Regions from separate parts of the Homo sapiens genome. Here all the other regions are linked to region 2. The links are chromatin loops, found by intact Hi-C in ENCODE. Cell type or tissue: IMR-90. All regions are shown on one strand. Each heading gives the region's core, and the rest is flanking DNA. Links, peaks and the distances in the headings are about the cores only. Region 1 overlaps SLC17A8 (solute carrier family 17 member 8). Region 2 has its middle 31 kb from the start of DEPDC4. Region 3 overlaps BLTP3B (bridge-like lipid transfer protein family member 3B).

Region 1 (6,820 bases), core at 1,762-6,761, 170 kb before region 2:
ACAGACATACTCCTCTATTAGCTGTTTTCTAACCACACAATACTATCTCATGCCTGTACATATTTTCACACATTGTTTCTTTACCTGGGATACTCTTCTCTCATCATTTTCTCTTTTTCTGGATAAATCTTACTATTTTTAAAGTCCAGATTAAATAGTGCCTCCTCTAGAAAGCTTCCCTAACAACCCTCTCCCTACCCTCAACCAATGAAGCTGACATCACCTTCTCATCATTTTATAGAACTTTTCAATATTGCTTTGTAACTTTTCATTTGTGTTTCTGCCTCTCCCACAAAACTGTATATTTAACACAGAGTCTGTCTAGCATGTAGTATGCACTCAATAAATAACGTTTGGCCAGGCATGGTGGTGCACACCTATAATTCCAGCTCTTTGGGAGGACGAGGCAGGCGGATCACCTGACGTCAGGAGTTCAAGACCAGCCTGGGCAACATGGCAAAACCCCTTCTCTACTAAACATATGAAAGTTAGCCAGGCATGGTTGCATGTGCCTGTAATCCCAGCTACTCAGGAGGCTGAGGCGGGAGAATCACTTGAAACCGGGAGGTGGAGGTTGCAGTGAGCCAAGATTGCACCACTGCACTCCAGCCTGGGCAACAGAGTGAGACTCTGTCTCTAAATACATACATACATACATACATACATACATACATACATACATACATACATACATAACGTTTAATGAATTAATGCAAAGGAAAGGAAATGGGACCCAGAAAGAAGAAAATAAGATTCACAAGCTGAAGTACTTACCGTAAATGATGGTTAAGTTATTAATATTTACCTTTTTGAACCTATTTCTTCAACACTACTATAAAGAAGGGCAAGAACTAATAATTGTTTTAAATGGCTTCTAAAGAGGATGAAATGTAATTAGGGAAGTCTTACTTTTAAAACTATAGGCTTTATATCATTGCTACTTGTTCTTAATTTTGTTTCAACATTTAAGACTACACATAGGGAAAAATAGCTAGTGTTTCATATACTAACTATATGTGTCTTAGAAGTGCCTATCCTAAATAACAAGGCATCTGGCTGAAACTTCTTTTATTTTTACACTCTGAACAGAAGCATGCAGAAAGTCAATTCCCCCAAAGAATTAGAATGATGACATTGTATAAAGAATAAAACTTACAAATGATACATCAGTTCATCTGTAAGAAAAAAAATTTTGGCCAAATAGCAGATTGCCAGTGGAAAAAAAAGCATTTAAGAGCCTAAATGGTTTCTACTGACAGTTAAAATACTAGAGACAGGGCTGCATGTTTCAGGAGCTTAAGGATAAAATTTCAACTTTAGGGGTAATCAGGAGATCCTTAAAATTGAACCTATTTAGAGTTGACAAGAAAAACAAAACTAGGACTTAAAGGCCTAAGAAATATTTTATTTCATATTAAAATAATCTGAAGTTCACACTTGCAACTGATTCAGCCAGAATAGAATTTTTGACCTCAGTTACACTTTGCATGTTCTATAGAGGGGGCAGGACAAGAATTTGGCATCTGTCTTTAAGCATCATAGACGTAGACCCTGATTCAGAATGAATTGAACATCATGTCTTAAGTGATCTGTTTTGCTTTAAATGATTTTAATGGCATATTAAAATCTATGGAAATAAAAGATGACAGGCTCCAAGATATGTGTGATCCTTCTCAGATGAGAAATGCCTTCTATATTTCTTAGTAGGAAACCAAAAAGCCAACCAAAATTCTCTGGAAGATCATACCAGTGCTTCATCATTTCCAAATCAACCTGCATTCTTCACTGATGGCACAAAACTTTGTTTTCATGTAGTTATCTCTGCTCTAGCATCTCTGTATTTAAGCAGAAAAAGTGGGACCATTATGGTCTTTTTAAAAATTTTATTTTCTATATATAACTCACTGGTCCTACTATGTCAAAATATAAAAGAATGGCCGGGCACGGTGGCTCATGCCTGTAATCCCAGCACTTTGGGAGGCCGAGGTGGGTGGATCACAAGGTCAGGAGATCGAGACTACCCTGGCTAACACGGTGAAACCCCGCCTCTACTAAAAAATACAAAAAATTAGCCGGGTGTGGTGGCGGGTGCCTGTAGTCCCAGCTACTCGGGAGGCTGAGGCAGGAGAATGGTGTGAACCTGGGAGGCGGAACTTGCAGTGAGCTGAGATCACGCCACTGCACTCCAGCCTGGGTGACAGAGCGAGACTCCATCTCAAAAACAAAACAAAACAAAACAAACAAACAAAAAAAATATATATATATATGAACATGAAAAGCCATGTGAAGAGGTATTTTTTAAAGATGGGAGATGAGGCAGAAAGATTCCACATATGCCTTCTAGTTTCTGCAGAAAAAAAACTATTTCCTCTCAACAGGCACTTTGTTAGCAATTAAACATCTTTGAAAGTTCTCATCACCACAACATAACATAATCACCACCAATTATGGAGAAACAGCAGAGGTACTGGGGCAGAATTAAATAGGAACAAGACATTCCCACAAAATATGCTCAAGAATATCCAATGCATCTGGGTTTAGAAGAGGTTGTGCAAGTAGTGTTTAAAATCCAGAAACTTATTTAAAGTTGCCAGTTTAGAAGTACATTTTTTTGTCCAAAGGAAATACAATCACAGATATTTGTTAAAGAACTCTTTGAAAAACTTCTGTGTTTTTTGTGTCTTGAACATAGGAGAAAAAAAGCAGCATTAACATTTGTTGAGAACTTTTTATAGGTTGAACACCGCACTAGGTGCATTCATACGTTGTATCATTTAACTCTCATAACTATCCTCTGAAGTAAATATTATTATGTAATTTAAAGATGAGAACTGTTGGCTCTGAGAATTTAGAAATTGACCCCCCTCTCTCCATCTCCATTGCCACCTCATTTGTCTAAGCCACCATCTTCTCTAGACAGGACAACTGAAATCACCTCCTACCTGGTCTCCCTTCTTTTACTCTTGTACCCTGCATAATTCCCCAGATTAAAAATAAATAAGCAAGGCCAGGCGAGGTGGCTCATGCCTGTAATCCCAGCACTTTGGAAGGCCGAGGCGGGCGGATTACTTGAGGTCAGGAGTTTGAGACCAGCCTGGCCAATATAGTGAAACCCTGTCTCTACAAAAATACAAAAGATTAGCCAGGCATGGTGGCCCATGCCTGTAATCCCAGCTACTCAGGAAGCTGAGGCAGGAGAATCACTTGAACCCAAGAGGCGGAGGTTGCAGTGAGCTGAGATTGCACCACTGCACTCCAGCCTGGGTAACAGAGCGAGACTCTGTCTCAAAAAAAAAAAAAAATGAGATCATATCCATTCCGTGCTTTAAATCATCTGCATCTCAATGTACTTCAAATAAAACCCAAGCTCTGCATACGCCGACAAGGCCTGCCATGATCTGACCCTAGAAAAACATCCCGATCCCGTCTCCCGTCACTCAGCCATTCTGACTCCCCTTCCTTCTATTCTCACACAGGCCACATTCCTGCCTGCCCCAGGGTCATTGCACATACTATTCCCTCTGCCTAAAATCTTTTCCTGAGAGAGCTGCAATAAGGCACCACATGATGAGTTGCCAATCTAGCCATGTGGACATATTCAGAGGGATCACTGGAGAATGGCATGGCTTTAAGGAAACATAAGAGGAGAAGAATTGAGCTGGATGTATAGAGAGGACTGGATTGAGAGGTGAAGGTGAGAACTCACAGGGAAAGAGAAAGGGAGTGGGCAAAGTCAGAGACAGAAAGATATGTTCAGGGCTTGGGTGAGGGCTGTTCAGCTGGAGCAGAATTTTATCATTAGAAGGGTGAGGCTTTGGCTACTGTATTAGTTTTCATTTTATAAATGTTTTATTTTTTAATAGAGAAAAGTTCTCACTATTGCCCTGACTGATTTCGAACTCCTGAGCTCAAGTGGTCTGCCCGCCTCAACCTCCCAAAGTGCTAGGATTGCAGGAGTGAGCCACTGCACCCTGCCTACCGCTGTGTTAGTTTTCATTTGCTGCTGTAATAAATTACCACAAACTCAGTGGCTCAAAACAACACAAATATCAAGTATCTGCTGAGGGATAGACTTAGGGGTCTTTAAGATCTATTCCAATGATTAGATGTCACCTCTAAAATACTCTCTGCACTATTGTACAGTTCTGGAGGCCAAAAATCCAAAATGGTACAGGGCTAAAGTCAAGGCAGCAGCCTACAGAGTTGCATTCCTTCTAGAGGTGCTATGGCGGAATCTCTTCTTGTCTTCTCCAGCTTCTAGGGTCTGCTTGCATTCCTTGGTTTGTGGCTGCATCACTCTGACTCTTGCCTCCACCATCACATCTTCTTTTCTGACTCTGACCCTCCTTCCTCCTTTTATAAGGATTATTGTGATTATATTGGGCCCACCTAGATAATGCAGGATAAACTCCCATCTCAAGAACCTCAATTTAATCCCACCTGCAAAGTCCCTTTTGACATGTAAGGAAACATATTCACAGCTTCTGAGGATTAGGACATGGGCATTATTCTAGCTGCTACAGCTCTCTTGGAGAGGACTTGAATGCAATGTCCCAGAGCTTCACCTCCTGCCCACCAGATAGCAGGCCTATATCCGCTAACCCTCAGTCCTCTACAAGAAAGTTCAAGCTAAGGTCAGGCCCACACATCCCTGCCTGGGACCAGCAGTCAAGGAACTGGGAGAACAGGTGCCAACAGACTCTTAGGCTTTCTTCCCGAAATGCTATGGGATCAGATCATGCCTGCTCCTGTGTCCCTCGGTATAGTCTTCACTTCTAAATGTGCCAGACCTAGCTATCTGTCAGAGCATACGCAATCCGTCCCTTTCAACTTAATATCACAGTTGTGAGCTCTTGCCCATAGGTGGCGCTATCCTCTACCTCCTGCTCGCTCATCCTGACTAGTCCTCCAGAGGGGTAGCCGCAAACTAAGAGCTTTGGCGGTAGGCTCCGGCCTACCTGATACCTTGCAGGGATCTGCTACTTGAGCAAGTCCCTTTATTTTACCTCTGTTTCCTCATTGCAAATTGCATATAGTAATAGTACCTGCTCCACATGGTGGTTATGAAGATTAAATAAAATAATGTATGTAGAAGATTTAGCTTAGTGTCTGGCACAGAAAGCATTCAATAAATGTTAATTTTAAAAGCTAAACAAAAAAGATGAGTTTTTTAAAAAGCACTCATGAACATTGTAGGGGTTCACAATTACTTTCGCCTACCTCTTTTGGGAAATCACCTAACATTCACTTTGTCTTTACAAAATTAAAACATAAAGCAGGAGCTAAATAAAATCAAGAAAGAGAATGGTGTGTGTGTGTGTGTGTGTGTGTGTGTGTGCATATATCCCATGCACAAGCATAGGCTAGGAGGAAAGACTACTTTTCTTCTGTTTCTTACCAAAACATATGGATAGGTAGAAAGGTAAGCAGAGAAGGGAATAAACTACATAAGCAAACAATAAATGTGGAAGGATGTATGGAAAGGTCCCAGCTGGATGACCTCTTGGCAGCACTGTGATGGACAACACTCAAGTGTCTGCTGAGGGACAGACTTAGAGGTCTTTAAGATCCACTCCAATGACTAAATGTCACTTCTTAATATATGCTCTGCAGTTCAGTTTACCCTAATTCTACAAAAGCTGCCTAAGCCATCTATGAAATCCACAGTACCTCCACAGTTCATGATTTTTCTGACAGCAGTTGTGGTTAAAATTTGTCTGCTTCTTAAATAATCAGCCAATTGTCCTCCAATAGGTACAACGATTGTCATAACCATGTGTGGGACTGCTGACAAGAGACCCACCTGGAAGGGAAAGAAACAGTAAGCAGTTTGTCATTATTTCTGAGAGAGGGGCCTCCCTAATTCCCTTGCCCACCTCCACTCCACAGCCCCCCTACCTACCACCACCAAATTTAAGCATCTAATTATGTGGGAGCTGGGTAGGCCTGAATTTCATAATAAATAAATGATGAATGAGCGAATGATTTTAGACCTATCTGTGTCCTCTACCAGATTGGAAGCTCCTTGAGGGCAGCGATGACTTTTATTCATCACAGAGGGCATGGCACATGGGAGATAAAGCACTTGGCACCCAGTGAGCACTGATGACTGATGACAGCCACCATTTCATGATTATGCCAGCTCTTCCATGGTCACTTCTGACAGTATCTGTAGCTAGGCAGACATTTGTGTTTGCTCGGCTGCTGTTCTTTCCCTTGTAGGAAAGAGGTTTATCTTATGATGATGGTTGATGATTCACTATCCACACCCTTCCTCCCTAAAACACAATTGGCTTGATGATAATGTCTGGGAGCATTGAAAGAGGTTCTTTCTTTTTTTTCTGTTTATTTTTTCTTCTTCTTTTTTTTTTTTAGACAGAGTCTTGCTCTGTTGCCCAGGCTGGAGTGCAGTGGTGCAATCTCGCCTCACTGCAACCTCTGCCTCCTGGGTTCAAGTGATTCTCCTGTCTCAGCCTCCTGAGTAACTAGGATCACAGGTGTGCATCACTACGCCCAGCTAATTTTTGTATTTTTAGTAGAGGCAGGGTTTTGCCATGTTGGTCAGGCTGGTCCTAACCTCAGGTGATCCGCCAGCCTTGGCTTCCCAAAATGCTGGGATTATAGGCGTGAGCCACCACGCCTGGCAGAAAGAGGTTCTTTCTAACCCATTGCAAGCAATGATTGTTACTGCTATAGCCACCATTATGGAGAAGGGGTGTTCTGCAAAATGAATGGTAAGGTTCTTACTGCTACTCACTGAGTAGCTTACAGGAAAAAAAGAAAACCCACACCCTCAAATCTTTTTATCCTTGCCTAATAT
Region 2 (7,030 bases), core at 1,408-6,407:
CACCTGTAATCCCAGCTACTTGAGAGGCTGAGGCAGGAGAATTGCTTGAACCCAGGAGGTGGAGGTTGCAGTGAGCTGAGATCACACCGCTGCACTCCAGCCTCAGCAATAGGGAGAGACTCTGTCTCAAAAAAACTAACAAACAAAAATTCTCAACTAAGAGTCTGTGAAAAGGTTTCAAAGGGCCAAAGTACAATACACTTTCTGAAACTGTAGGCAGTTTTTTGTGTATCTGTGCTTATGGCATCTTTCTAGGAAGACAATCCATGGCTGTCAGCAAATTTTCACGAGGGCTGTGGCGCAAGCACAGTAAGAACCACTGGGTTCAAGAATCTAAAAGTCTTTATTGATGTATATTTATATATTTCCTAAATTTTGCTTTTACCTTATGGATAAACTATTAAATATCCCAATGTTATATTAACATAAGAGCATTGGCTGGATGTGGTGGCTCATGCCTATAATCCCAGCACTTTGGGAGGCTGAAGTGGGTAGATGCCTTGAGCCCACGAGTTCCAAGACCAGCCTGCACAACATGGCAAAACCCCATCTCTAGTAAAAATGCAAAAATTAGCCAGGTACAGTGGTGGGTGCCTATAGTCCCAGCTGCTCAGGAGGCTAAGGTAGGAGGATCACTTGAGCCCAGGAGCAGAGGTTGCAGTGAGCTGAGATTATGCCACTGCACACCAGCCTGGGCAAAAAAAAAAAAAAAAAGCACTAAGCTAGATGACTTTTAAGTTCTTCCTACTTAAAAAAAAAGAAAGGCTGGGTGTGGTGGCTCACACCTGTAATCCCAGCACTTTGGTAGGCCAAGGCAGGCAGATGACCTGAGATCAGGAGTTCGAGACCAGCCTGGCCAACATGGTGAAACCCCGTCTCTACTAAAAATACAAAAAATTAGCCGGGAGTGTTGGTGCATGCCATCTACTTGGGAGGCTGAGGCAGGAGAATTGCTTGAACCCGGGAGGCAGATGTTGCCGAGATGGTGCCATCGCACTCCAGCCTGGGTGATGGAGCGAGACTCTGTCAAAAAAAAAAAAAGCAACCCAATTATATGACACTGGAAGATAAAACTGCCCTAATCTGCATATTTTTTTTTTTTAAGTTGGGGAGGAAGTTAGTATACTTCCAGTGGAAGACCTGAGAGGGTACCTGAAGAGATACCGGGAAAATATTGGAAACATGCCACCAAGCCCTCTTCGATAGAAGTCTCCTTATTTGGAAAGTTGCCATTTTAATGTTCAGTGTGAATCAGGTAGGGATTTGCTAGTCATCACTATGAATGGTGGATACTTTGACAAATGCTTTAAGGATATTACCATGTTGTTGCGTCTGCTGTTCAGAAAATTATAACCTTAGACAAATATCTTTGCACTGAGCCTCAGTTTTTTAAAAATCTCTAAAATAAAAATACACATGCACAGATTTGTATTTTTAAGATCGAGCTATTCCTTTAATAGTTTAAGGTTGAAACAAAGAAATAAAAAATGAAATAAATTAAAAAAAATTTTTTAAGATTGGGCCAGATAATACCAAAGGTACCTTCCAACTCTTCGATGGATAACAGTCATCTGTCCATCTGTAAATAGTGGGTTCGTGAGGGAGAATCTGTGATGTGGTAACAGGAATATGGGCTCTGAAGTCTACAATTCAATGCAATTTCCATTAAAATACTACCATCATTCTTTACAGAACTAGAAAAAATAAAAATCCTAGGCTAGGTGCAGTGGCTCACACCTGTAATCCCAGCACTTTGGGAGGCCAAGGTGGGTGGATCACCTGAGGTCAGGAGTTCGAGTCCAGCCTGGCCAACATGGTGAAAACCCATCTCTACTAAAAATACAAAAATTAGCTGGGTGTGGTGGCACACGCCTGTAGTCCCAGCTACTTGGGAGGCTGAGGCAGGAGAATCACTTGAACTTGGGAGGTGGAGGTTGCGGTGAGCCGAGATCACGCCACTGCACTCCAGCCTGGCTGGCAACAGAACGAGACTCTGTTTCAAAAAAAAAAAAAAAGAAAAAGAAAATCCTAAAATTCATATGGAAAGAAAAAAGAGCCTGCATAGCCAAAGCAAGACTAAGCAAAAAGAACAAATCTGGAGGCATCACAGTACCTGATTTTAAACTATACTATAAGGCCATAGTCACCAAAACAGCATGGTACTAGTATAAAAATAGGCACATAGACCAATGGAACAGAATAGAGAACCCAGAAATAAACCCAAATACGTATAGCCAACTGATCTTCGACAAAGCAAACAAAAACAGAAAGTGGGGAAAGGACACCCTCTTCAACAAATGGTGCTAGGATAATTGGCAAGCCACATGTAGGAGAATGAAACTGGATTCCTCATCTCTCACCTTATACAAAAATCAACTCAAGATGGATCAAGGACTTAAATCTAAGAACTGAAACTTTGAAAATTCTAGAAGATAACATGGGAAAAACTCTTCTAGACATTGGCTTATGCAAAGATTTCATGACCAAGAACCCAAAAGCAAATACAATAAAAACAAAGATAAATAGGTGGGACTTAATTAAACAAAAGCGCTTTTGCACAGCAAAAGGAACAGTCTGCACAGTAAACAGAGAACCCATAGAGTGGGAGAAAATCTTTATACATCTGACAAAGTGCTAATATCCAGAATCTACAAGGAACTCAAACAAATCAGTAAGAAAAAAACAATCCCATCAAAAAGTGGGCTAAGGACATGAATAGAAAATTCTCAAAAGAAGATATACAAATGACCAACAAACATATGAAAAAATGCTCAACATCACTAGTAATTAGGGAAATATAAATCAAAACCACAATGCAATACTACCTTACTCCCACAGAATGGTCATAATAGAAAAATAAAAAAAAAATAGATGTTGGCATGGATGTGGTGAACAAGGAACACTTCTACATTACTGGTGGGAATGTAAACTAGTACAGCCACTATGGAAAACGGTGTGGAGATTCCTTAAAGAACTAAAAGTAGAACTATCATTTGATTTAGCAATCCCACTACTGGGTATCTACCCAGAGGAAAAGAAGTCATTATACCAAAAAGATACTTGCTCACACATGTTTATAGCACCACAATTCACAATTGCAAAAATACGGAACCAGCCCAAATGCCCATCAATCAACAAGTGGATAAACAAAGTGTGGTATATGCATACAATGGAATACTATGCAGCCATAAAAAGGAATGAATTAAGGGCATTCGCAGCAACCTGGATGGGATTGGAGACCATTATTCTATGTGAAGTAACTGAGGAATGGGAAACCAAACATCGTATGTTCTCCTTCATAAGTGGGAGCTAAGCTATGAGAATGCAAAGGCCTAAGAGTGATACAGTGGGCCAGGCATGGTGGCTCATGCCTGTAATCCCAACACTCTGGGAAGCTGAGGCAGGTGGATCACCTAAGGTCAGGAGTTCAAGACCAGCCTAGCCAACATGGTGAAACCCGTCTCTACTAAAAATACAAAAATTAGCCAGGCGCAGTGGCGGGCACCTGTAATCCCAGCTACTTGGGAGGCTGAGATAGGACAATTGCCTGAACACAGGAGATGGAGGCTGTAGTGAGCCGGGATCATGCCACTGCACTCCGGCCTGGGTGACAGAGCAAGACTCCATCTTGGGGGAAAAAAAAAAAAGAATGATACAGTGGAGTTTGGGGACTTGGGGGTGAAAGGGTGGGAAAGGGGTAAGGGATAAAAGGCTACAAATTGGGTTCAGTGTATACTGCTGGGGGGATGGGTGCCCCAAAATCTCACAAATCACCACTAAAAAGCTTATTCATGTAACCAAATACCACCTGTTCCCCAAAAACCTATGGAAATGAAGAATTTTTAAAAAGAGAATAAAAAAAAAAAAAAAACCTTAAAAGAAAAAAAGAATATGGGCTCTGGAATCATAGACCTGGATTTACGATTTGACCTGTTTGGGTTAAAAGGGAAAATACTATCAGATGAGTATTCTAGATTAGGATAAAATATAGTTTAGAAATAGAATTACCAGAAGTCAGAGTTGTTAAGCATACTTTAAATATCTTATTTTGTTATCATTTAAATTGAGTATTTCCTACAACATTCTCTAATGGAGCTTATTTTTATCAACGTGTACATATATATGTATATGTATGTGTATATACATATATATATATACACACACATACATCCATACTACTACTCAATGAAACTTGTAAACAGTGAAACGTTTGTAAACAATGAAACTTGTTTACAAAGAAACTGACTTCTACTGAATAGTTTTTGAAGGTTCTGAGGCATTAATTTCCAAAGGGAAATTTCTAACCAAGCATTGCCATGCCACCTAGTGACAGCTTCATAAAGCACAGTTATTAGGCTTAAAAAGAATTAAGTTCCCAAGGGTATCATCATTCAATGTTAGGCTAAACAGTTTGGAGGGACTTACGTGTAAAGCATTTTTTTCTCTGTATAAATAAATCCAGCTTCAATTACTGGAAAGCTTTGCTCCTGATAGAATATTCAGTAAATTTCCATGACCATTAACGGTCTGATTCATAACACTTGAGACTGTTTAAACTTCTTAGATTATTCGGTCTCTACGAGATGACAAAGATTGTTTGCTTGACCAAACTTTAGTCAGGCTCCTGAATCTTCTTCTAGTCCCATCTGTGCTCTTCCTTGTAAAATCCCATTTTAGCAAAGAACCCTGCTGTGTCAGTTTAGCAAGAAGCCCCCACCGTCAATATCTGATCATACTCAATATCCAATCAGGTTCCTCATCCTTCATCATTCCCCAAAGGTTATGTGTCATCATCCTGGCCAGTCTTCAGCGAGAATCCTGTTAGGTCAGTTCAGCCAGAATCTCCCTTACCCTTGAGGTTTTTCTCTGAGTAATTTTCCATTCATTGACCCCTGACCTGCTTCTTGGCTATAAATTCCCACCACTTGGCCATGCCGTACCCAGATTTGAGGCTAGTATCTCTCTCTGACTGCAAAATCCCATAGCAGTGGTCCCTGTACCTATTTTGATGGTCCTGAATAAAATCATCTTTTAACAAGTATCATTGAACAATTTTTTTTGTTGACAGGTACTATCCACATAAATAAAAGTTTGGTTTTTTGTTTGTTTGTTTCTGGAGACAGGGTCTAACTCTGTCACTCAGGCTGAAGTGCAGTGGTGTAATCATGGCTCACCACAGCCTCAACCTCCTGGGTTCAAGTGATTCTCCCACCTCAGCCTCCTGAGTAGCTGGGACTACAGGCACATGCCACCAAGCCCAGCTAGCTTTTTTTTAAGAGACAGGGTTTCGCCATGTAGCCCAAGCTCATAAAAGATTTTCTAACTCCAAAAAAAATTTTTTTTTGAGACAAAACGTTTTTCTTCTTATATAACTTTTATACATAAAGAATTCAAGACTGAAATCTGTTATTGAGATCTTTTTCCTGGAAATCTTTCCTTCCGGTACACTCTACAAGTAGATTGCAAGTGCTTCTATTTGCTGATTCCTTGCATGCTAAAAAGATTTTTGGAACACAAAAACCAAAAAAGTTGGGGCTGAAGCCTCATCTCTGATGCTTAGCAACCCTATAACCAATGATGCTACCTAATAATTCATTCATGAGTATAATCATTCAGCTTTTCAGCTATGCCAGGTATGATGTAGGAGACATAAAGTGGATGTCATAGTCCCACCCTTGGAAAAGTAACTCTAATACAAAGAACATAAACATGACATTAACAACGTAGTAATGTATAGAGGTATGAAGACAGAACTCTATACAACTATTTTATTATGGCATCTGAAAGAGAAGCAGTATTTAAAGTTGGTCGTGAAATCTGAATGGGAGTTAGAATTTGTAACAGCATCTCTGGAAGAGGGACGAGAATGTTTAAAGGGACTGGGTTGCCGAGAACATTTTATACATATTTCCATCTTTCAGGGGGCTGTATGCATATGCATACATGAAAATTATATATATGTATGTATATAGGAGTGGCAGCTTGGGTTAGAAAGATGAGGAGTTGAGAGTAAATTTAACTTTGATATGTTTAGGGTGAGATACTTGTGAACATCTAAATTGAAGGTGTGGTAAAGCATAAACTTCAAAATTAGACCCACCTGTGTTTGACTCGCAAGTCCACTACCTAATGTGACCTTGAACAGTTTACTCGTTGTTTTGAACCTAGGTTTTCTCATTTGCAAAATGGAGCTAGTATACAATTGTTGCAGTTAGGATTAAATGATATGTACATACATTGCCTGTCACAGGTTACACTATTTTAATAAGTGCTATCCTCTCACCCGCCAGGCCTGTTTCTTTTTTTGTGTTTGTTTTGTTTTGTTTTGTTTTGTTTTTGAGATGGAGTTTCCCTCTTGTTGCCCAGGCTGGAGTGCAATGGCGCGATCTCGGCTCACCACAACCTCCTGCCTCCCAGGTTCAAGCGATTGTTCTGCCTCAGACTCCCAAGTAGCTGGGATTACAGGCATGCGCCACCACGCCTGGCTAATTTTGTATTTTTAGTAGAGATGGGGTTTCTCCAAGTTGGTCAGGCTGGTCTCAAACTCCCGACCTCAGGTGATCCGCCCACCTTGGCCTCCCAAAGTGCTGGGATTACAGGCGTGAGCCACCGTGCCCAGCCTTAGGCCAGTGTTTCTCAAAGTGGCCCAAGGTCTACCTGCACCAGAATCACCTGGAGTGCTTGTTACACAATGACGCCTTTCCATACCTAATAAATTAATTTACTGAGATGGAGCTTGAAACTCTGAAATTTAACCGTCACATTGGAGTTGTGAGGTATATAAATTATGTTAATTAACCCATATACAAAGATTTTTTTTTTTTTTTGAGACGGAGTCTTGCTCTGTCGCCCAGGCTGGAGTGCAGTGGCGCGAACGTGGCTCACTGCAACCTCCACATCCTGGGTTCAAGCTATTCTCTAGTCTCAGCCTCCCTAGTAGCTGGGATTACAGTTGCGTGCCACCATACCTGGCTAATTTTTGCATTGTTTTTTAGTAGAGACAGGGTTTCACCATGTTGGCCAGGCTGGT
Region 3 (7,030 bases), core at 1,018-6,017, 180 kb after region 2:
ACAAAACTAAATGATCCAACTTTTATAATCTCTTAACTTTCGTTTTACCATTGTGAAAGTAACGTACACATTGTATTTTAACAATAAAGAAGAAAAAGCCAAAACAATGCTTGTACGCTTGCAGTTTTAGATATCTGCTCAAACGTAAGTATATTCATTTGTTAGGGCTGCTATAACAAATACCACAGACTATGCAGCTTAAACAACAGAAATTTATTGTCTCACAGTTCTGAGGCTAGAGGTCCGAGATGAAGACTTCAGCAGGATTATTTCTTCTGAGACTGCTCTCTTTGTAGATGGTCATCTTTCCCCTTTGTTTTCACATGGTCTTCCTTCTGTGTATGTGTGTATGTCCCTCCTGTTCGGTTCTTATAAGAATATGAGTCATAATGGACTAGGGCCCACCCAGTGAACTCATTTTACCGTAATTGTCTGTTTAAAGGCTTTAGCTCCAAATACATTCTGAGCTACAGGGGGATAGAATTTCAGTAAATGAATTTTGGAGGGACACAATTCAACCCATAGCAATAAGTATAGCATTGTTAGTCTTGTTTTTAATGCATGTATTTCTTTTACATATTTAATTTGCACCCTGCTTCTTTCCCTTCGTGATATCAGAATATTCAAAGTTTCTACAAGCTGCTTTTAAGTATTATTAACTACATACTAATCTGTTTTATAAGTAGACTTCTGTTGGAAACTGCATATAGATCTTTCTTTTTTTTTTTTTTTTTTTTGAGACGGAGTCTCGCTCTGTCATCCAGGCTGGAGTGCAGTGGCGCGATCTCGGCTCACTGCAAGCTCCACCTCCCAGGTTCACACCATTCTCCTGCCTCAGCCTTCCCAGTAGCTGGGACTACAGGCGCCCGCCACCACGCCCGGCTAATTTTTTGCATTTTTAGTAGAGACGGGGTTTCACTGTGTTAGCCAGGATGGTCTCGATCTCCTGACCTCGTGATCCACCCGCCTCGGCCTCCCAAAGTGCTGGGATTACAGGCGTGAGCCACCGCGCCGGCCCTGCATATAGATCTTTCTACTGCTTAGTGTCCTGGGTTCCTTTTTCAGTCCCACATCTGCTATCGGGGTTCTTTCTGTGCTCTAGTCTTGGGCAGCATTTGCTCCCTAGTCTACTCTGTGACTACCATCATCAATCAATCTACGTTGAGATATTCCCTTTACTTCCTTTCCTTCCAGAGTGTGATGCAGTCTCTGCAGCACCCACTTTATTTCTATTCCCAAAAGGCAGGCACCTCCACTTCACAATTGCATGTCTCTGATAGACTTAAATTGTAATTTTTCTCTGTTTGTATATGTCTCATGTAATAAACTACGAACTTTTAAGGAAAAAGGACCATGCCCTATTTTTTTGTTTTCTTTGTGCTTAGGGTAAGACAATGTAGTTGACATTCAGTGAATCTTAAAGGAAAGTGAATGAATAAATAAATAACATAAGCAAATAAACCATATTCAGGACATTGTTACAGTGTTCCCTCTCCACTGGTATCTCACACCTTTGATTTATTTTTCTTAAATTTAGTCTAAATGCTCTAGATATGCATAACTTTAGCTTTTGTAGGAATAAATATGTCTGAATTTTTAGAATAAAAGATCTTCAAGGTGCTCTGAAAACAAAATGTCTTTTATGGTAGAAAAATATGTATATTTCAGGAAGTGATATACCCTCTAATTGTAAATATTAGTTTATTTTAGGAGAGCTATGAAAGAGTGAATTCATTTTATTATTCAGGAGATACTTGGTTTTTACATTACTCCAAGCACTATTATAGGCCTTGATTAAAAGTGGGGAATAAATTTATGCACGGTCCCTCCTTTCAAGGAGAACCTGCTAGCATAGCACTTTCATAAGAAATTGGTTAACTTAGCTCTCTCATTTTAGAAGATATAGATTAAGATTCAGGTTGTAAAGTCTACAGAAATATGTGATCGAGGACCACTTTGATGTGATACTTCATCAAGAAGGTAATGTTTTTAGAGGTTTGCTTCTTGGTAAATACAACCTTAGGAAAGAAATTGAAACAGTGCTTCCTGTTTTATGCAGTTAGTTTTAGATTAATTTATATATTCAAAATATTCATGTGTTTTATATATTTATATGTTATAGATATTTTGAAATATTAAAACATTTTTTCAGTTAGGCATGGGAAATTTTTTTTGTCTATCTAAATGTGTTTGTTATCATTCCAATGTATCACTTTGATTTTGTAAATAATACCTCAAATTTGTTTTATCTTAAGAAAGAATAAAACTGACTAAACATGTATTTTTTGTTCTCAGGGAAGATTTAGAACCATCCAATTAAAAATTTTTAAAAAACATCTTGTCTCCACAGTTCCATCTCCCAACCTCTATAGCCAGCTGAATGCACTACAGTTTACTGTGGATGAAAGAAGCATTCTATGGTTAAATCAATTTCTGTTGGATTTAAAACAGAGTCTTAATCAGTTCATGGCTGTGTACAAGTTGAATGACAATTCAAAATCTGACGAGCATGTTGATGTTCGAGTTGATGGCTTAATGCTAAAGGTATCATACAAACAAGTAGTAGTAATGATTTAATTTTGTTCTTTTTATTTTATGATTTGTGCGTATATGTATGTTACATTGATTATTAATTCATGTTATGTTTTTTAAAAAGATTCTCTTCTTAGTGGTCATGTAAGTCCCCTTTACTCAATTTAATAAGATTTGAGGGGAAGAGTTAGTGTTTTACGTCTTAATAGGAAAGTAGTATTTTGGGGGAAAGGTCAAGAAAAAGAATTTCTGAGCTAAGTCATGTTCTTTTATCTTCAAGATGTATGGATTTGCCAGTTGGATGAGATTAATTTTTCTTCTCTTCTAGTTTGTCATTCCTTCTGAAGTGAAATCTGAATGTCATCAAGATCAGCCACGTGCAATTTCTATTCAGAGTTCTGAAATGATTGCCACAAATACAAGGCACTGTCCAAACTGTCGACATTCTGACCTAGAAGCTTTGTTTCAAGACTTTAAAGATTGTGATTTTTTTAGTAAAACATATACCAGCTTCCCCAAATCTTGTGACAATTTTAATCTTCTACATCCAATTTTCCAGAGACATGCTCATGAACAAGATACCAAAATGCATGAAATTTATAAAGGAAATATTACTCCCCAATTGAATAAAAACACTCTTAAAACTTCTGCTGCCACGGATGTTTGGGCTGTGTACTTTTCTCAATTTTGGATAGATTATGAAGGGATGAAAAGTGGAAAAGGACGGCCAATAAGTTTTGTAGACTCATTCCCTCTTTCCATTTGGATTTGTCAACCAACAAGATATGCAGAGTCACAAAAAGAGCCGCAGACTTGTAATCAGGTATCTCTAAATACATCACAAAGTGAATCTAGTGATCTGGCTGGCCGATTGAAGCGGAAGAAGCTCTTGAAGGAGTATTATAGTACAGAGTCTGAGCCTTTGACAAATGGTGGTCAGAAGCCTTCTTCATCAGATACATTTTTCAGATTTTCCCCTTCCTCGTCAGAGGCAGATATTCATCTCCTAGTTCATGTTCATAAACATGTCAGTATGCAGATTAATCACTACCAGTATCTGCTTCTACTTTTCCTGCATGAGTCACTTATCCTGCTTTCAGAGAACTTAAGGAAAGATGTAGAAGCTGTAACTGGCAGTCCTGCTAGTCAGACATCCATTTGTATTGGAATTTTACTTAGAAGTGCAGAACTGGCTCTTTTGCTCCATCCAGTGGATCAAGCAAATACTCTTAAGTCTCCTGTTTCTGAAAGTGTGAGCCCAGTGGTACCTGATTATTTGCCTACAGAAAATGGGGATTTTTTGTCTTCAAAAAGAAAACAAATTAGTAGGGATATAAATAGAATTAGAAGTGTAACTGTTAATCATATGTCAGACAACAGATCTATGAGTGTTGACCTTAGCCATATCCCTTTAAAGGATCCTTTGCTTTTTAAATCAGCTAGTGATACAAATCTGCAAAAAGGCATTTCTTTTATGGACTATTTATCAGATAAACATTTAGGGAAAATAAGTGAAGATGAAAGTAGTGGACTTGTTTACAAAAGTGGCTCAGGAGAAATTGGATCAGAAACAAGTGACAAAAAGGATTCATTTTATACAGATTCAAGTAGTATCTTAAACTACAGAGAAGATTCGAATATACTTTCATTTGATAGTGATGGTAATCAAAACATACTTTCAAGTACTTTAACTAGTAAAGGAAATGAAACCATAGAGTCCATCTTTAAAGCTGAAGATTTGCTTCCAGAAGCAGCTTCACTCTCTGAAAACCTGGATATCAGTAAAGAAGAGACCCCCCCAGTTAGAACACTTAAATCACAGTCATCTTTAAGGTAACAACATTTTATTGGCCTTTTTAAAAATTAATTTATTTTGTGGAGCGTGTGTGCCTATGAGTGTATTTTGTTTTGAGGCAGAAAAGCTCATGACAAAATATGGCATTGTTAACATGTAGAAGAGTAGATGTTTCAAAATATGAAAACACTTTGAGCTTATACGTTTAAATATAATTTCAGCTATGGATGCTATATACATATTTTAATTCTCTTAGAAGTATTTTTTAGATAGAATTCTTTTCTCTATATGTAATAATTTTCTAATAATTTTGTTAACAGTGGAAAGCCTAAGGAACGTTGCCCACCCAACCTGGCTCCTCTCTGTGTTTCTTATAAGAATATGAAAAGAAGCTCTTCACAAATGTCATTGGATACCATTTCACTTGACAGCATGATATTGGAAGAACAGTTATTAGAAAGTGATGGAAGTGATAGCCATATGTTTTTGGAAAAAGGTAAAGTTATGATACGGCTTAAGAATTCATATTACGTACATACACCTTAGGAGAAAAGGGATGCTTTTAGTTATATTCAGTAATTGTTAACTGTACCCATGCTTTTTAAAGTTACTGAACATAACTAAAAATAACTGAATATTTCTACTTATATTTAGTAATTGTTAATTATTAATAATATTTAGTTATTTTTAGATATATTCTAATTGTTCATTATAGCCCCCCAAAAAGACTTATTTATACATACAGGGACTATGCAAGAGTACCTAACTTTCCTCTAATGGTTGTTCCATTGTTTCTTTTAACCAGATACTCCTGCCTCTCTATGGCTGAGATCCAGCAATTATATGTATGCAGTCATTTAGACCATAAAGCAGGCGACATTAAGGCTACCAGCCTCTATTACAGAGACTCCTATATTTGGAAATTTGATTAGGTGGGCTTAATTTGCATGGTGAATTCTACTGATTTACAAAATTAGGATTCTTTCACATATATGATAGTATATGGTGTAACTACATGATTTTCCCATTTTATTGAGAGACAACCAATGCCCCAGTAAAGACTGCTAGAAATGACTTAGAAGGTGTTAGTTGCATCTCCCTCATTAAGGCATTAAGGAGTTTGTAAACAGGAATTAGAAGCATGGGCCATAGTCAGAAAGTAGTTGCTGCAGACACAAAAACATAGGATACCAGAGGCAAATATGAATTACTTTCTTTTTTCTTTCTTTCTTTTTTTTTTTTCACTCTGTCGCCCAGGCTGGAGTGCAGTATTGTGATCTCAGCTTACTGAAACCTCTGCCTTCGGGTTCAAGCAGTTCTCCTGCCTCAGCCTCCCAAGTAGTTGGGATTGCAGGCATGCACCACCATGCCTGGCTAATTTTTGTATTTTTACTAGGGATGGGGTTTCGTCATGTTGGCCAGGCTGGTCTCAAACTCCTGACCTCGAATGATCCGTGCACCTCGGCGTCCCAAAATGCTGGGATTACAGGCATGAGCCACCATGCCTGGCCTGAATTACTTTCTGTTTGAAAGGAAATAAGCCCACTGATTTAGATGAAAAGCTTAGATTAGATAATTAGTAACATAATAAATATAACAAGTATATAATAAGTAATAATATAATATGTATTATTGATGTAAGTACCATAGTGGTAGCTACCATTTATTGCCAAGCAATGTCTGTTTTGTTCTATCACAGAATACCACAGACTGGGTAATTTATAAAGAACAGAAATTTATTTCTCACAGTTCTGGAGGCTGGGAAGTCCAAGATCAAACCTCATCAAATTGTAAGCGTTGCATTTTGCAGTCCTCTGGAGGTCAAGAGAAGCTACCTGAAGCCTCTTTTTTAAGGGTCTTAATCCCATTCATGTAGGGGTAAGCTCTCATGGGCTGATCATCCTTTAAAAGCCCTACCTCTTAGTACTATCACTTTGCCAACACATGAATTTCAAAGGGACGCATTCATACTGTTGCAGGTGCTTAAATAGTTTACTTCTTTTAATTTGAGTGACAACTCTGTAATAATAGAAGCTAACATTTATTGAGCATTTACTTTGTGTTGGTACCATTCTATATGCTTTGTATATATATTAATGAATTTAAACCTCACAATTCTGTCAATAGTATACTGTTATCTTCAGAGAGTGGTTAAATAACGAATCCAAAGTAACACAGCTAATTAGTGGTTTAAATTCAGACATAGAGCCTATTGTCTACTATGTACCTGATTGCCTCAACCCTGTGAGGTATAAGTGCTTATTCTTATCCTTCTTTTACAGATAAGGAAACTGAGGCTCCTGAAGTTTAAGTAGTTTTCCCATAGTCACATTATTGTACGCAGAACTGGGATTGTCTTTCTTGTTATTCTTTTTTTTTTTTTTTTTTTGAGATGTAGTTTTTTTCTTGCTGCCCAGGCTGGAGTGTAATGACATGATCTCGGCTCACTGCAACTTCTGCCTCCTGGGTTCAACTGATTATCCTGCCTCAGCCTCCCGAGTAGCTGGGATTACAGGCACCCACCACCACGCCTAGCTAATTTTTGTATTTTTGGTAGAGATGAGGTTTCACCATGATGGCCAGGCAGATCTCAAATTCCTGGCCTCAGGTGATCCTCCCATCTCAGCCTCCCAAAATGCTGGGATTACAGGTATGAGCCAACATGCCTGGCCTCTTGTTTGTTATTCTAAGCTAATATTTACT

The links. Peaks named below come from ENCODE experiments on the same cell type or tissue, not always from the same donor. Only the 100,000 strongest peaks of a DNase experiment are listed, where the experiment ranks them.
Region 1: a loop joins it to region 2, with 16 times the contacts of the local background. A loop is called at or near these places in 14 of 110 quality-filtered maps.
Region 3: it touches region 2 in a loop (8-fold over the local background); 5 of 110 quality-filtered maps call a loop at or near these places.

What each region holds. Positions count from the first base shown.
Region 1 is chr12:100,403,021-100,409,840 of GRCh38, reverse strand. SLC17A8 (solute carrier family 17 member 8) reads right to left here. Exons shown (of 12, transcript NM_139319.3): 9 at 5,671-5,803. Among named protein-coding and RNA genes, the nearest start is that of SLC17A8, 49 kb to the right of the region's middle. In IMR-90, for the core only: a CTCF peak has its summit at 4,860 (motif pointing right); no DNase peak of the experiment used is centred there.
Region 2 is chr12:100,232,193-100,239,222 of GRCh38, reverse strand. It overlaps a transcript of DEPDC4 not described here. Among named protein-coding and RNA genes, the nearest start is that of DEPDC4, 31 kb to the left of the region's middle. In IMR-90, for the core only: a CTCF peak has its summit at 4,325 (motif pointing left); DNase peaks (open chromatin) are centred at 4,402 and 4,842; H3K27ac peaks cover 679 bases.
Region 3 is chr12:100,055,364-100,062,393 of GRCh38, reverse strand. It overlaps BLTP3B (bridge-like lipid transfer protein family member 3B), which reads left to right. Exons shown (of 21, transcript NM_015054.2): 13 at 2,351-2,544; 14 at 2,861-4,365; 15 at 4,648-4,823. Among named protein-coding and RNA genes, the nearest start is that of ANKS1B, 74 kb to the right of the region's middle. In IMR-90, for the core only: a CTCF peak has its summit at 3,741; a DNase peak (open chromatin) is centred at 3,633.